2 separate regions of the Homo sapiens genome follow, and region 2 is linked to region 1. The links are chromatin contacts, found by Hi-C or POLR2A ChIA-PET in ENCODE. All regions are on one chromosome and are shown on one strand. Each heading gives the region's core, a stretch centred on a gene start or an enhancer-like site at or near the end of the contact. The rest is flanking DNA. Distances are from core to core; before and after follow the strand shown. Region 1 holds the start of DEPDC5 (DEP domain containing 5, GATOR1 subcomplex subunit). Region 2 holds the start of EIF3D (eukaryotic translation initiation factor 3 subunit D).

The links. A loop is a pair of places that touch in the nucleus more often than their neighbours do. ChIA-PET counts read pairs that join two places held with the same protein, here RNA polymerase II (POLR2A). Pooled maps may share reads with other maps.
Region 2: a loop to region 1 is called in a map of CD4-positive, alpha-beta T cell, with 9 times the contacts of the local background. The contact joins the promoter of EIF3D here to the promoter of DEPDC5 in region 1. A Hi-C loop is called at or near these places in 2 of 168 maps with a recorded cell type or tissue (CD4-positive, alpha-beta T cell and naive thymus-derived CD4-positive, alpha-beta T cell) and 9 of 50 pooled maps. POLR2A ChIA-PET finds 5 or more read pairs at or near these places in 1 of 52 experiments (GM12878).

What each region holds. Positions count from the first base shown.
Region 1 is chr22:31,752,629-31,755,328 of GRCh38, reverse strand. DEPDC5 (DEP domain containing 5, GATOR1 subcomplex subunit) reads right to left here and starts at 1,310. Exons shown (of 43, transcript NM_001242896.3): 1 at 1,165-1,310; 2 at 350-467. The coding sequence starts at 407. RefSeq lists a silencer at 1,236-1,545.
Region 2 is chr22:36,527,898-36,530,597 of GRCh38, reverse strand. EIF3D (eukaryotic translation initiation factor 3 subunit D) reads left to right here and starts at 1,432. Exons shown (of 15, transcript NM_003753.4): 1 at 1,432-1,522. RefSeq lists enhancers at 1,162-1,561, 1,872-1,921.

The DNA of each region.
Region 1 (2,700 bases), core at 61-2,560:
CACTCAATGTAAAAACTGATAAACGATTTTAGTTTCTCTTATCTGCCAAACCAGTGCAGGCTGGAATTTTATGGAACATACACGGAAGATTTGTAATTAATAATGCAATTCAACAAATGAAGGGTAGTAAACCGGCAGCATTCACAATGTTCCTTAAAAGTCTGAATGCAAATGCATTAGAAGGGTCCTGCCATCCTCCTATTGTTACTGTATGACAGTTGCTGCTTTAGTCTGTTTAGTCGCCTGTTTAGCCTCAATTGTCACACGAGTCAGTGTGTAATTTCTAGGTATTGCACACACCAGAACCTCAGCCAACTTACAAAACCTCTAAAGACCAATCGATACTGACCACTGCCCCCAAAGCCCTTCTTGTGGATGACGAGTTTGTAGACCTTTGTTGTTCTCATCTTGCACTGTTTTTCCCTTTAGCTGTTCCAAGCTTGGGGCAGAGAAGTCATCTTGCCTCCCTGCCACAGAAATACAAACGAAAAGGTTGGAATGTCAGATTTTTCCTTGCAACCACTCTTTGATTTTAGGCCAGTGAAGATACTGGTGTTCCTCTGCTGTGAAGTGGTGCCAAGTGACTCTCGGAAGAAGTCACTCCTCCAGTTACAAGGAGCGATGGAGAACAAATAGAACCACAGAATCCAGGAACTAAGGGGAATTCGGGCCAGGGGCTAGTCAAACCTAGGAGAAGATATTCTATCACACCCCCATAGGGGAAGCATTGCGCTGAATGGGTGCTCATCACCTTGTCTCCATCTACACCAATAACACCCAAATAGTAAAGAGATCTTAAAAGAGGTTAGCCCACTCATTTTGTAGATGATGAAAGTGTGACTCCGGGCAAGGGACTTGCTCAAGGTCACTCGAGACTTAAGAGACACTCCCACCATTCTCGTTTTGCTGCCAATGTCCTGAGCAAGGCAACCACAAAGAGGAGGAAGGCAGAAGTTCCTTCCCCAAACCTCGGTCTGTGCGAACTCTCAGCAGACCTTCCCTGACTCCGTTTCACAGCTGAGGCCGTTGAGGCTCAGAGAGGGAGAGAGACTTGTCCAAGGTCACACAGCGGAATGGGGATGGAGCCTGGAACTCGAACCTGGGCCAAGGTCCCCTATCTCAAGCCCCCCCAATCCCCAGTCCGGGGCGGGCAGCTCCACTCACCGAAGCTCTAGAGCCCCTTCCCGCCTCTGGCCGGGGCACTGAGGGCTGGACCCTCTCCAGGTTCCCTGCGCCTCCTCCAGATACCCCGCCTACGCCCGCGCGGCCCGCGCTGTTCCGCCCCTAAGCCTGAAGCGCCTACTAGGCCCGCCCCGACCGTGTAGCGCTCACCTGAGAACCCGCGCCGCTCCGGTGGCTCCGCCCCGGGGCCCCGCCTCCTTCCCGCCCTCGCGCCCCCGCGCCGCTCTCGCCGGGCCTCCGTCTCGTCTCGGTGGCCGCACCACTTCCTCATCCGGGGCTCGAGCCGGGGGCGGGGCGTCGTGTGCGGCCTCTTCCTTGGGCCACCTCCTGGCGTTTCCTGCCCTCGAGCACTAGAGCCTCCCGCCCCACGGAGGAAATCCATTTCCTCCTAGTCTATCCGAAGTAGATCCATGGCCACAGAGCTTCGTTTCCGACTCAGTGATCTCCCCACAGGGGAAACGAGATCCGTCAGAGCTCCGTTTTCTGTTATATGAACGAGGTTAATGACTCATGTGGCCTCATTGGGCAGCTAAGAGGCGCCAACGAGAGTTTCTGGGAGGACTTCTGTAAAATGCAAGGGGCTGAGCACGCGAGAGTTAGGGTGATGGCCTCTGCTGGGAAGTGTCCACTTACGGGGGGCTTTTCAAACCCTTGCAAACTCTAAACGACGTTCTGCGCCCCTCAGGTTATTAATAAGAATGGCTGCCGTGGCTTCATAGTCCTTATGTAATCATTGCATCCCTATTACCTGATGGATGCAGGAGGCAGATACTATCCTATTTCACAAACCAGGAAACAGCCTGAGGACACAAAACCCTTCAGAAGGAAGCAAGGACGAATCCTGACCCGTTCCCAGAACGGGGCCTTTAACCAACATCCTTTGGTCATACCCAGGGCACTGCCTAAACTCGCGTCTGTCAGGATATCTTTCTCTCCAAGCAGAAAACCAGAGAGCTGGGTGGGCTGGGTCAGGCTCTGGCCAAGGACTCCTGACAATTGCCAGCTCCGCCTGCTGCCACTGATACCCCCGCCCCCTAGTCCAGTCCACCGTTTCTGACCTGAGCGGCAGCAACTCGATAGGGACTCCCTGCTTCCCCTCTTGAAGCCAGAGAGACCTTATAACTAGAATCGGTGTCTTGGGTCACGCCTCTCCTCTGCTGCTTCTAATCACACTGACTGCTAAATCTAAACGACACAGCACTTGTCTTAAATTTCTTTATATCTTTAATACTAACAGTGCCCATTTCTTACGGATTTGGAAAACTTAAAAATGTTGAAAGAAAAAACATGTTACACTGTAGTGAAAGATTCTGCAGTGGACCAAGGGGACCCTGGGACAGGACAAGCAACGTTCTTAAGCATGGATGCCTTTATGTTGGGACTCAGGAGAAGTTAGGTAAATAATGCAAGTGTTAAGTAATTGCAATTTTTTTGTTTGTTTGTTTTTTTGTTTTTGTTTTGAGATGAGGTCACCCTCACCCAGGCTGGAGTGCAGTGGCATGATCCCGTCTCACTGCC
Region 2 (2,700 bases), core at 183-2,682, 4.8 Mb before region 1:
ACAGGAGGACTGCTTGAGCCCAGGAGTTTGAGACTAGCCTTGGCAACATGATGAGACTTCGTCTCCACAGAAGTTTTTTTTTTTTTTTTTAATTAGCCAGGCAGCCGGACGCAGTGGCTCACGCCTGTAATCCTAGCACTTTGGGAGGCCGAGGTGGGTAGATCACCTGAGGTCAGGAGTTCGAGACCAGCCTGGTCAGCAAGGTGAAACCCCGTCTCTACTAAAAGGAAAATTAGCCGGGCATGTTGGTACACGCCTGCAATCCCAGCTACTCGGGAGACTGAAGCAGGAGAATCACCTGAACCTGGGATGCGGAGGTTGCAGTGAACTGAGATAGCGCCACTGCACTCCACTCCAGCCTGGAAGACAGAGCAAGACTCCGTCTAAAAAAAAAAATTAGCCAGGCATGGTGGCATGCACCTGTAGCCTCAGCTGCTCCGCACGCTGAGGCGAGAGGACCACTTTAGACCAGGAGTTAAAGACCAGCCCGGGCAACATAGTGAGACGCTGTCTCTACAAAATTTTTAAAAATCATTAGCTGGCCGGGTACGGTGACTCATGCCTGTAACCCTAGCCCCAGTGGGTGGACTGTTGAGCTCAGGAGTTTGAGACCAGCCTGAGCAACATAGCAAAACCCCATCTCTACCAAAAATACAAAAATTAGGCAGGCGTGGTTGTGCGTGCCTGTGTACACCAACGACTCGGGAGGCTGAACTGGGAGGATCGCTTGTACCTGAGAAGTCGAGGGTGCAATAAGCCGTGATCCTGCCACTACATTTCAGCCTGGGCGACAGAGCGAAACCCTGTCTCAAAAAATAAATAAAAATAAATAAAAACACTGTTCCAGAAATCCCTGTCCTACAATTAAGTTTGAGAACTGCGGAAGTATGGTTTGAACTCTGGCGGTTAGAACCCTAAACTAACAGTCTGATCTAGGCAGGTCACTTGGCACTTCTGAGCCTCAGTTTCCACAACTATAAAGGCGGAGGAGTAACAATAAGGACCGCCTAAGACACCGACGGACCTCCCCTGCGCTGAGTTTCACATTAAGCAGGCAGGTAGAACAGGCGGGGAGTCGCGGGTGACGGTGGGATACATGGGGGCTGAGGCGCGCCGCGAAGCATTGTGGGACACAGAAGGGCGCCAGTCGCTCCCCGCCTCGAGCTTCGATTGCGCGGCCGCCAAGTTTCAGTGATGAACGCCCTCTTTGGGCGTCCCCGGATACCGCCTGACGTAGTGCCAATCACACCTCTCGCGTCTCGGCGCCTCGGAGGCTAATGAGGACGCCTGGCGAAACGCAGTAACGGATTTCCGGGTGGACCTTCGCTTTACGGCTCGTGAGTTCTTCCGCCCAACCCAGAGGAAGCGGGAGAGCAGTTTACGACAGCGCCGGTCGTGTTTACGGCGGCGCCCGCTGCGCGCGCATGTTTCCTCTTTTCCTGGTTTCTCAAGAGTGCTGCTGCTAACGCGGTCCCCGGCACGCACCATCTGTTGCCATCCCGGCCGGCCGAGGCCATTGCAGGTGAGCGGCGTGTTTCATAGGTTCCTGCGGCCCTCCGGAGCCGGTTCGGACTAGGTCCAGCCTTCGGGGGGCCTCCCGGAAGAGACCTCTCTTAGTCCCTTCCTGCTGTTGCCGTCCCTCCGCTGGGCGGGGCAGGAATCCACTTTCGGGGGCCCCGCGTCCCGCACGCTACTGAACGCGGGACACGACCTTGTGGGTGAGGTCCTTGGCCCTCGGCCCTGCTCAGTGCCCATGAGCTGGGTGAATTTGATTGTCACTTAACTCACCTGGGTTAAGACGGAGGGGTAACAACAAAGTCTTTCTGAAGTGGCCGAAAACTCCCTGACTTTTTGAGTGAGGTCTTAGGGGTACCAGGCTGAGCGGTGTTTGGCCCCTGTTCTTAGGAATTCACAGTGCATAGGTTATCTTTCCTTTTTTGTGAAACTGGAGGCTAGGATAGAGAAGTAGATTTGATCTCTGATCTTAAATCTACCCCACCCCCTGTTCAGCGATGGACGGCTTATGATCTGTAGTGGCCTGCCAACCACAGAGCCCCTTCTGAGTGCCCTCTTGGAACCTCCCTATCCTGCCCCTGTGACTAGTACAGCTGTTACTTCGTTTTTGCTGAGCGGCTCAGTTTCTCCTCCTGGTTCCGCTCTGCTCTTAAAAAAAAAAACATTTATTAAAGCCAGGGTATCTCATCCCTGGCTTTCCAGGGAGGTGATGCAGGTCGAGCCTCGGGCCTCTTCCCTTCTTGAGCTTCTGACAGAACCCGATTTTTTAAAGTGTGTTTTGAGACTCGTTGTCTTGGTATTATGATGTACGGTCTCAAACCCCTGATCTTTGCGGGCTGCTGCCCAGCTGTAATATAATGGAAAGAAGGCTGGACTGACAGCAGGCAACCCTGGAAATCAAATCTGTTTTGAAATGATGAGGTCAGCTGCTTGAGTAGGCTGAGCTTCAAATTTTTGCCTCTAAAGTAGGGGTGGGGGGGTGGTCAATGGTGTTAAATTATCTGGTATAGGGCCTAACACGTAGGAGCTCAGCAATATTTATTTAATACAAATTGTTCTGAGACCACCACCCTTTTTCTTCTGTCCTCTTCCTATAGTTTCTATTAGAAAGATGAAACTTCTAGGTTCATCCTGTGTTGCTGTCACCCAAATGTCATCTCTGAAGGAAGCCTCAATCTCCCCAGC